Linked DNA regions of Homo sapiens: region 2 is linked to region 1. Evidence: chromatin contacts called from ENCODE Hi-C or POLR2A ChIA-PET data. All regions are on one chromosome and are shown on one strand. The core of a region is the stretch at or near the end of the contact, and the rest is flanking DNA. Distances in the headings are between cores, read along the strand shown. Region 1 overlaps FCHSD2 (FCH and double SH3 domains 2). Region 2 overlaps FCHSD2 (FCH and double SH3 domains 2).

Region 1 (5,736 bases), core at 1,820-4,319:
TACTTTAATATTTTCTAAAGTATTAATACTTCCACAAGAAAATTTTAATTACTTATTAGGTATAATGATAATCTCAATTTTTGTAACTCTATTTCCAAAAGAACACAATTCAATCACCTATTTTCAACAGCCAACTTTTCTAAAAAGTCACATTAAGCAATGCCATTTTCCTATGAATTTTTTATTTCTGTGTAATAAAATATGTCCATTTGAAAACATTTACTCATGTGTAACCCATATAATTAAAGTTTAGAGTCCATCAGGTTTTTTAAAGTAAGTTTTTTATGTTTAGTCAAAATGTGTTAATTTCCTTTAAATTATTATACAAAATGGGTCAAGTTGAAAGTAAGACAAATTAATGTAAACTTTTTTCAAGAACTAGTGGGATTAATAACCTTGTAACTATTCTAATACACATCAAACTATACCGATATTGTGAAACTAAGTAGATCTATGTACTTGAATTATGCCGAAAAGCGGTATTACTAAAAAGTATTTACTGAGCTTTTTGAACGTCCATGGATTTGAATTACATTCATTTTTAGCAGTTAATAAAACATAGTACTTAATGAGAACATGTTGAAATCAGAAAATCCTAGTAAAATGTCAACCAGAAACATATGGGACCATATAGTTTTAAATAAAATTTAGCATAACCTTGCAGATTATAAATGTAGCACTGGGATATTAAAATGCATATAAGAACAGAAATAAAAACAATACCCTTTTTAGTTGCTGTTCTTTTAAGCTTCTCACTGTCCTTGCAGGCTCAGAAATGAAGTTTTTATAGTTTTCACATATATTCATCCGAGACTGGGCTACCTGCATTGTTCCCTCGAGAAAAGATTTCCAAACGGGATACATGCTCCTAAATTCAAAGAGGGATAGAAAAGCATTAGGCAGGGAACAGGAAGAAAAAGTTGGCTAACCTTTTGCTCACAGGGCAGCACTGACAGAATAAATGAATGTCTTCTTTAATGTATTTATAATGGCTTATAGGCAATATGTCAGCACACATAACAAGCAACATGGCATATACTCTATTCTTCTTATAGCTCAGCAATAGGGAGTTCTGATTCATTAGTTATTCTTAATAATGGAGTAAAGTGCTACAAGAATTACAAAGCTAACACTATAAAAATTAGTGAATATTTCAGACTCTCCAAGTCTTTTGCTGTCACAGGGCCATAATTATGAATATCAAGTTTTATTACTTCATTAAGTTATTTTCCTAATTTTAGTAATAAGGTAACTGAGGCCCAGAGAGATTTTAGAGTATCACTTTAGGTCATATAAGAAGAAGGTGGCACTACTGAGATACAAGACGAAGATTGGGTACCTGTATATATAGTACATTGTCTTTCAACGACATCATTTTACTCTTATATAAACTGACGCGGCTGGAAAAATATATCATGAACAACTGTTGATGTGCTTGCAAAGTCTATTTTGTCTGACAAAAGAAATCTATAATAGTGTGGCTCTACATCTGTCTCCCTGTTACAACAATGCTTAGCATCACACTGTGCTTTGGATTCATTCCAAGCAAGTGCCATCACCTTTGCTTGATAAATGTGCTCAGCAATCTCAGTCAAGTCAAAGAATTATTAATCCTTTGCTTTTTCTAGCCAACTTCCTCTTCAACCTTCTTTCCTACTTGCTAAATGCCTTAGTCAATTCTAGCATGCTCCTACACTATTTATAAACACAATCGATAATTTATAACAATGGCAATGCTTTATTTTTTAAAATGAGTCCTTAAAGTGAAATTCTGATAGATTATAATATTCATCTCCTGAGATTTCCCTTTTGTGGGAAATCCATATCGATTTTCAACCACAGCAACATGTGGGACTAAATGCTATACAGAATGCTCACTGTGGTCAACAGATGACAGTGTAGAAGCAAGAAAAAGAAAAATTGCCTGGGTCCCTATCTTAGTTAGAAGTAAAGGAAAAAACTTGATAAACTATGGTTTTCAACCATGGAGTCTTACAAATTTGTTCATGTAATATACCAGATGAATCGGTTTAGATGGAAATAGTCATTATTTAGGCAGAGGTGTATCACTATTCCTTTGGAAAGATTCAATGTGTTGCACCAGCAAAAACTGTCAGCATAAAAGCACTGATGAAGTTAAGAGCAGCAAAACGAATGCTCTCCATGGCCTCACTGCATGACAACCAATGGAACTTGCAATGTAAACTCACCACAGGCTCTCCCTCCTAAGCAGTCCCAACAATTGATTTTCTTGAAGAATGTACTGAGAGAAAAATTCAGTACTATGATTTGTAACTATTAATTTATACTTAAAATACATTTTAAAATAATAAAAAAAATGAAAAAGAACCATTATAAATTGTGATAGGAAGAAAGAGAGGAAGGGAGATACCCTTCATCCATGTTCTTCTCTCAGTGTAACACCCTCTTCTCTTTATCCCTTCTCCTAGTTAATAGCTGTTTGCCCTTCCAGTCTCAGTTTAAATGTAACTTCCTTTGGGAAGTCTTTCACCGTCACCACCAAGCCAACCCCCAAACTCAATCAAGTTATTCTTTGTTAGTTGTTCTTGGTTCCAGCACTTTTCTTTTAATTATAAATATTTTAATGTAATTGTTTATTAACATCTGTCCCTCTCACTATAGTGAAAGCTCCATGAAGGCAGGGGTGTATGTCTTGCTATTGCAAGGACCTAGCAAATAAAGAATGGTTACAATAATATATGTTGAAGGAGTAAATAAATGAATGGATGAATGTATTAACTATGAAGACTGTACAATAAAAAGACAAATCCTTTCATTAAAAAGATAGTTTAAAAAGAGACCTTTAGAGTTTAGCAGATTTATAGCAGGGAAACATATCCTGAACACTGATATACCATGAAAAGCACAGAATTCAGTCACCAGTCAGAAGACCTAAGTTCAAGTTCTAGTTTTAACAAAATAATCATAAGTAGCACACTTCACTATACTTTCATTTCCTCAACTGGCAAATGGAGAAATAACAAAAATACCTGCACCACTTACCTCACAGGGCTATTTTAAAAATTAAATGCAAATGATATGAAAATTCATGATACACAGATTCTTTTAAATGAATACATAGTAACAGCAGCAGAATTGTAACAAATAGAAGCACTTCTTGTTAACATAATAGTGGTACTCCCAATGGTAGTGGTGTTTTTCATTCCAATTAAGGAAAAATAATCATAGGTCATAGAGTGATTTTTTTTTTTTTTTTGAGACGGAGTCTTGCTCTGTCGCCCAGGCTGGAGTGCAGTGGCGGGATCTCGGCTCACTGCAAGCTCCACCTCCCGGGTTCACGCCATTCTCCTGCCTCAGCCTCCCAAGTAGCTGGGACTACAGGCGCCCGCCACTACGCCCGGCTAATTTTTTGTATTTTTAGTAGAGACGGGGTTTCACCGTTTTAGCCGGGATGGTCTCGATCTCCTGACCTCGTGATCCGCCCGCCTCGGCCTCCCAAAGTGCTGGGATTACAGGCGTAAAAATTTTATTTCACCAGGTTTCATATGAAGCAATTGTGAAGGATAAGAAAAGTATCAGCCAGCGTGGTGGCTCAAGCCTGTAATCCCAGCACTCTGGGAGGCCAAGGTGGGCAGACTGCCTGAGGTCAGGAGTTCGTGACCAGCCTGGCCAACACGGTGAAATCCCGTCTCTACTGAAAATACAAAAATTAGCCAGGCGTTGTGGCTGGCACCTGTAACCCCACCAGCTACTCAGGAGACTGAGGCAGGAGACTCGCTTGAACTGGAAGGCGGAGGTTGCAGTGAGCCGAGATAGTGCCACTGCACTCCGGCCTGGGCAAGAGAGTAAGACTCCAACTCCAAAAAAAAAAAAAAAAAAAAAAAAAAAGGATATCAAGCATATACGGTACTTTGCCATTCTACATATCACATGGTAAGTACTACGTTATGTATTTTACATTTATCATATCATTTAATCCTCATCGTAATTCTGTAAGATAGGTATTATTCCCATTTTACAGAGGAGAAAATTGAGGCTCAGAAGGTTGTGAAATTTTTCTAAGGCTACTCACCAGGAAATAGCACCTCCATGGTCATAACCTAGATTCTGCCATTACTAATAACTACTGCTTTGCTCCCATCCCAAGTTCAATCTTCTGATTTCTGACTAACACCTCCTGATTCTACTCAAACCCTTTAGAATTCTGACTCTAACAGTTACTCAGTCCTATAAGAACCCACAATCCATTTGGTCCTACCCCCTTTCCATTGTCTCTTGCCCCTCTCATAATCTCCCTTTTCAGTTCATTACCCAGCTTAGGTTTCATGGTCTATCCTTATAATCACTCCCTTATGTATGCCCTTTTTACCCTTGCCTCTTTCTCTTTCCACCTTTATAACCTACAAGCTCCTACCTTGGTTAAATCTAAAACTGTTTACATCACATCAAAGTATATGGCAGAATGTGGCTGGAGAAAAAGATAATTACGTTGCCTGGTAGCATTTTAAATTGATGTCAAATAAATGCTAGTAACCCCTTAGTGCTACCCAGCAAGGGTACTACATTTCCTTAATCCATTCTTCACCCACCCTTCTACACAATTATTTCCCAAGTTCTCTCTTCTCAAACCTCTAATACGACCACACTTTCAGCCAACAGTGGCACTATCAGAAGGCAATGTCCACATGTTCCCACCACATTTGCCAAACTCCTTGTCTCTGCACCCATACATTATGCCAATCCTCCTATTACTTGCACGAACTACCTGTGCTCTGAAGGCCAACTCCTCACATTTACACTATGTTACACAACCTCTCACTCAAGAATATCAATTCAAAAATCTACAATGTCAGTTTTTCCATCTCTACTGGAGCATTCTTATGAGCAAACATGCTATAATATCTCCATTTGAAAAATCTCCATCAAACCTCCATTTCTCACCAGCTGCCACCCTAATGTCTGCTCTCTTTTATAGAAAAACTCCTTGAAAGAATTGTCTAAAATTACTGTTTCTACTTTCTCTCATCTGGGTCTCTCAATTCTATCCAAATCAGACTTTAGTGTCTACCACTCTTCTGAAATTGCTTGCCAAAGTCATCAAAGATCTTCCTATGGCTAGTCCAAATAGTTCAAGTCTTGATTCTATTACTCGACCTATCAGCAACACTGACCTAGTTTATCCTTCTTGAAATGTTTTCTTCACTTGGCTTCCAGGACATCACTCTCCCTTGGTCTACTCCCACCTCACCAGCCATTCTTTAGTCTCCTTTGCCGGTTCCGCTTCATCTCACTGTCCCATAAATACTGGAGTGCCCTCAAGTCAGACCCCAGGCTTCTTCTCTTCTCTAACTACATTCACTCTGTTGAAAATTGTTTTTAAATTTTTATTTTATTTTTATTATTTCTTTTTTGAGATAAGGTCTTGCTCTGCCACTCAGGTGGTAGTGCAGTGGCACAGTCATAGCTGACTGTAGCCTCAAACGCCTGGGCTCAAGCAATCCTCCTACCTCAGCCTCCAAAGTGCTAGAATTTCAGGTGTGAGCCACTGCACCAGGCCTACATTCACTCTTTAGATGATCTCATTCTACAGATGGTTTTAAAGCCATCCGGTCTCATGGCTTTAAAGAGTATCAATATCCTGACTATTCCTAAACTTTTTTTTTTTTTTTTTTTTTAAAGAGGCAGGGTCTTGTTCTGTTGCTCAGGCTGGAGTGCATGGCATGATCACAGCTTACTACAGCCTCGAACCCCTGG
Region 2 (5,736 bases), core at 1,731-4,230, 45 kb after region 1:
CACATGAAAAAATGCTCATCATCACTGGCCATCAGAGAAATGCAAATTAAAACCACAATGAGATACCATCTCACACCAGTTAGAATGGCGATCATTAAAAAGTCAGGAAACAACAGGTGCTGGAGAGGATGTGGAGAAATAGGAACACTTTTACACTGTTGGTGGGACTGTAAACTAGTTCAACCATTGTGGAAGTCAGTGTGGCGATTCCTCAGGGATCTAGAACTAGAAATACCATTTGACCCAGCCATCCCATTACTGGGTATATACCCAAAGGACTATAAATCATGCTGCTATAAAGACACATGCACACGTATGTTTATTGTGGCACTATTCACCATAGCAGAGACTTGGAACCAACCCAGATGTCCAACAATGATAGAATGGATTAAGAAAATGTGGCACATATACACCATGGAATACTATGCAGCCATAAAAAATGATGAGTTCATGTCCTTTGTAGGGACATGGATGAAATTGGAAATCATCATTCTCAGTAAACTATCGCAAGAACAAAAAACCAAACACCGCATATTCTCACTCATAGGTGGGAACTGAACAATGAGATCACATGGACACAGGAAGGGGAACATCACACTCTGGGGACTGTTGTGGGGTGGGGGGAGCGGGGAGGGATAGCATTGGGAGATATACCTAATGCTAGATGATGAGTTAGTGGGTGCAGCCACCAGCATGGCACATGTATACATATGTAACTAACCTGCACAATGTGCACATGTACCCTAAAACTTAAAGTATAATAATAAAAGAAAAAAAAATGGAAGGAAAGCAAAAAACATCTCTTGCTTATATTTCTACAATAATTTCAGTAATTTTTTTTTTTTTTTTTTTAGAGACAGGGTCTCATTTTGTCACCTAGGCTGAAGTGCAGTGGCAGGATCATAGCTCACTGCCACTTCGAATTACTGGACTCAAGGGATACTGTGGCCTCAGCCTCTGAAGTAGCTGGGACTAAAGACACACACCATGATGCCATGCTGATTTTTTAATGTTTTGTAAAGACAGGGGTCTTGCCATCTTGCCCAGGCTACAATCGAATTCCTGTGCTCAAGCAATTCTCCCACCTTGGCCTCCCAAAGCACTGGGATTACAGGTGCAAGCCACCATCCCCAGCCTCTGTAAGAATTTTTGAAAAGCCTTATGAACTGATTTTAAAAAGAAAACAATTAATAATAAAAAAGATATGAATGGCCAATACAGCAAGAATGCATTGTAAATAGCTACAAACATTGGAATATGTCTGAATACCAATTTTCATAGAAAGGAAACAAAATTAGATATCATTTTTGGCCCAGGATGGCAAAAATTTAATGACTGGCAGCATCCACTCCTGGTAAGATAGGATGCACCACATTACTATAAATTATTGGTAGAAATATAAATTGGTGTAGCATTTTAAATTTTTATTAGTAATCAAGTTTTTAAAAATGTTTTTACCTACTAATATCTATTAAAATTTTAAATATAGATAGACTTCGCTTACAAGGAAGCCATTTTCAGAACTGCTAAAATAAAAGCACAAGTATAACAAGATAAATAAGTACATTTATTGTAGTATGTGTATTTGTTTGTTTATTGATTGATTGATTAAGACAGGGATTTCACCATGTTGCCCAGGCTGGTCTTGAACTCCTGGCCAAAAACGATCCTCCTACCTCTGCCTCCCAAAATCTTGAGATTACAATCGTAAGCTACCATGCCCAGTCACAGTATTGCTTTAAACAACTTAAATCAATAGGATGTAGATCAAAATATGTGGATGTTAAATAATTTATATCCACAATACGAACTATGATGCTGTCAATAAAATGAGGTCTTTCTGTATTCACTTTGGGAAAATATCAATGATATTTTTATCAATGATAAAAAATACTATTAAATATAAAAGACAAGATGCAGAATAAATGTGAATATAATTCTACTTTTTTATAAAGGAAAAACTACATATTAAATGAGTACACATAAAAGGAAAAGATTTATACCAAACATGACTGTAAATTTGAAAAAAAAAGGCAAATATTTCATGTACCACCCATATTATTTGAATTGTTAAAACTACCATTTTTTTTTTAATTAAAGAAAAAGATTCTTATGAAACAGGATGTCAAAATATCTGGTAGAAGCTACATACCTAAATGATAGGGAAGAAAAGTGGTCAGCTTCACTGTTTTTACTGCATCTTATTCAAGGTTATAAGAAAAAAATATGATCCCCTATAATACTCAAAAGCATGATTTGTACTTGGGATTATATTTTGAAAAAATTAACTGAGAGAAAAACAGAGCACAAGCAATTCTATCCTTTGTTTTGGATTCACATCCCCAGATAGAACAAAAAATACTGGTCATTGACAGTACCTAGCCACTGCCAAGGATAATGCAAAAAGAAATCCTGAAATAAAGTATTAACCTATCAAATAACATAAAACACATCTAAAAACTGTTCCATGATTTCTAACGGCAAATATTTATGCTCTTTCTTTCAGAAATGGGATTAGAACCCCCTTCTCTTTTCCTTTCATTTGGCATCAATGTGACCCCAACAAGTACTTTCTAGGTCTAGGACTATCAAAATGCTATAAAATGTATTGACTTTTTTATAATGTGCAAAGCACTGTATCCCTCAGAATTTACTCAGTAAATATTTGCTAATGACTGTATATACAAATGATGGTGAGCTAATGACTTTGTTATCTCATTTAAGCTTAGCAACAACTGTGAGTTATTTATTAATCCCAATATGCAGAGGGGGAAATGGCTTAAGTAATTTATGTAGAGTGATTATGTTAACAAATGGTGGAGCCATAATTAGAACTCTAATGGTCTTATTCTATATTGTTTCTTTAAGTAGTACATACTGTGAAAACATGAGTTATTTCTAAAAAGGCAGGAAGTTAAAAAAAAAATACAGGAGGAACAAGAAAACAGAACAGAAAGTAATAGAAAAACTTGACAATGTTAGCATATCAAACTGCAAAAAGTAAAAATCTGACCCAAAGCATTTGAGGCATAGCTAGAGCAGCAGGATATTTCTGTATATCCTGTTTAGCCAACTGTAGTTCCTTTCTTCAGCGGCATCCCTCAGCTCATGCCATGTACCGACACACATATGGGACCCAAAAGTTACCTCTGATCTCCCTTAAGCCAAGGTTCATGATAGTCTAGTACTGGCTTGTTATTTACAGGTACTAGGCATTTCAGAGATAATTCCTGCAAAACAGAATGGCTTGGTTAGCTGTGTATGGACCAGCTATTGCTGAATCAATACTCTGTAACAACTCAAAAAGTGGAAATGGATTAAAACAATAAATGCTAACTTCTGCTCATGAATCTGCAGGTTGGCTAGAGCATCTCTGCTTCAGGTTGCAGGGTCAAGTTCAGGTATCCTTCACATATCTTTCATTCTGGGACCCCATCTGAAGTAGTTACCTGGGGCAAGTTCTTCTTACAGTAAGTGCCGGAAGTACGAAAAAGCTGGAAATAACTTGCCATGCCTCTTAAAGCCTCATTTTAGAAATGGCTTTACAGTCAATTCCATCTCCATTCTACTAGTCCAAGCAAGCCGTATGACCAAGTCTAAAATCAGTAAGACAGGGATGTATGTATAGTTCACCTCAAGAGAAAGGGTGGGGAATGAATATTTGCTGAGCAATAATTCAATCTACCATAAACTCTAAGAAAAATTCCCAGAACAATTTCACTTGGATTCAATAACGACCACACAAACATAGCAAGATGTTGATCGAGTAACTCATTGCTATCAAATTCTCACATGACAAAGAGCTATGAAGAACAGTAAATATTTAAATAACAGAATCAAGATGCTAAAACTTCTCAACATACTGACACAGTGGAATAAACCTAATACAATAGAATCTCAAAGGAGTAAAAAGTCCTGCCATGGGTTCAGCGTAGGATGGTGAAGATCTGATTTAATAGCAAGATATGTAAAAAGACGTAGTGGTTTTTGAGTTTGAGCTCATTAAGAACCTTTAATGTGATATCACTGTTTAAAAAATAATGCCACTTAGCACATATTTAAAGTAATAATAACACAGTTGAGTGCCCAGTATATATGAAGTACATAGTAAAACTTTAAGGAAAAAATTAAAACATGACAGAAACTGTCTCATACCCACAACAATATTAAATTTGGTTCTGATTTCTGTATCAATGGCTTAAGAATAATGACAAGAAACAAGATAGGTAAAAGGTTTAAAACAGTTTCATAGGACGTTCAAGTGTGAACTAAATAAACTACAAATTTTTATGATTGGAAAGACTGGGAATGGGATGTAGACTACTAGAAAGAGATAAGAAGTATAAAAATTGTTTTTATCACACTCTGGGGACTGTGGTGGGGTCGGGGGAGGGGGGAGGGATAGCATTGGGAGATATACCTAATGCTAGATGACACGTTAGTGGGTGCAGCGCACCAGCATGGCACATGTATACATATGTAACTAACCTGCACAATGTGCACATGTACCCTAAAACTTAGAGTATAATAAAAAAAAAAAAAAAAAGAAAAAGGGGGAAAGAGAGACACCTGAAGAGTTGGATAATTCTTTTATACTATGTAAGGCATATTTTAAAGGGCTACCATTTTTAGAGGGTACGTTCTTACCAACTTTTTAAGGAGAGGATAAAATTTTGTGAAATCAATATTATGGTTATTAAAAGCACAAAAGGACCATAAAAAAAAAATTGTTTTCAAATTCCTAAAAGTCTATCATGTGTACAAGGAAGGTTTCTTAAAAAAGTTTTGCTCAAGATAAATAGAAACTAACTATAAGCTGAATGCTTTGAGAGAGAGTGAAATACTGTCACTGAATGAATTCAGGTAGAAGTTGCCAGGCCTCTCTATATAAGAAGTCAGTAAACTTTTCTGTAAAAGGCCAGAGAGTAAATATTTTTGGCTCTGCAGGCCATAAGATCTCCAGGGCAACTACCCTAATATACTATTGTAGTGAGAAAGCAGCCATAGACAATATGTAAACAAATAGGTATGTCCGTGGTCTAACAAAACTTTACTTACAAAAACAGGTGTCAGACCAGACAGCCCTAGTTTGCCAGCCTCTATATTAAAAAGAGGGCTGGACCATATGACCTTCACACCACTTCTAGCTCCAAGTTTCCATAAAAAGTCATTAAGCAATTCAACAATATGTAGAAATAAGTGAAAAAGACGTATTTAGATTGATATAGAGACATATCATATGCAGACATATATGTACATTTATAAACCATATAGAAAGAATATTACTATAAACATATATGGGACGGGTCACCTTTATCACAATGGATTTGAGCTATAGCTGCTGAATATATAAGGCTCTTAAATAGTTCCTTTCGTGGGACAACATTGGAGTAATCAGAAAATAGACATAGGAACCCAGGCCCCCACAATGGTTTTTCAGTAACAGGTGAACAAATAAGACATAAACTAAGACTGCTGTCCTTAAACAAGCCTTTCCATATCCACATGGGGAGATAATGGGAACATCTGCAAATTGCCTGCTTAAAGTCCCTTTATATTGGTTGAACGTTATGTCTCCATTCACTAACATGAGGAAAAAACCGTCTCACTGAATCTCAAATACAGCAAATGAAAACTATAATTAAGTTTTACCAAAGGCCGAGAATATCTACTCTAAGAAAAATAATATAAGACTCAGAACACCCCTTCTTGCTACAATGGCCTTCTATTAGTCTC

Evidence for each region. Hi-C counts contacts between places; a loop is a spot of excess contacts on that map. ChIA-PET counts read pairs that join two places held with the same protein, here RNA polymerase II (POLR2A). Pooled maps may share reads with other maps.
Region 2: a map of B cell shows a loop between it and region 1 (2.9-fold over the local background). The contact joins two enhancer-like sites. A Hi-C loop is called at or near these places in 2 of 168 maps with a recorded cell type or tissue (B cell and HCT116), 7 of 37 single-sample maps with no recorded cell type and 4 of 50 pooled maps. POLR2A ChIA-PET finds 5 or more read pairs at or near these places in 4 of 52 experiments (A673, GM12878, HepG2 and 1 more).

Annotation. Positions count from the first base shown.
Region 1 is chr11:73,000,267-73,006,002 of GRCh38, forward strand. FCHSD2 (FCH and double SH3 domains 2) reads right to left here. Exons shown (of 20, transcript NM_014824.3): 5 at 724-868. Among named protein-coding and RNA genes, the nearest start is that of FCHSD2, 140 kb to the right of the region's middle. Within about 2 kb of position 3,070, at least 2 of the 41 ENCODE cell types and tissues checked have a DNase peak (open chromatin) inside an H3K27ac peak, as active enhancers do; they include B cell and GM12878, where a contact is called at or near this core.
Region 2 is chr11:73,045,156-73,050,891 of GRCh38, forward strand. The region is part of intron 3 of FCHSD2 (FCH and double SH3 domains 2); the gene reads right to left. Among named protein-coding and RNA genes, the nearest start is that of FCHSD2, 94 kb to the right of the region's middle. Within about 2 kb of position 2,981, at least 3 of the 41 ENCODE cell types and tissues checked have a DNase peak (open chromatin) inside an H3K27ac peak, as active enhancers do; they include B cell and GM12878, where a contact is called at or near this core.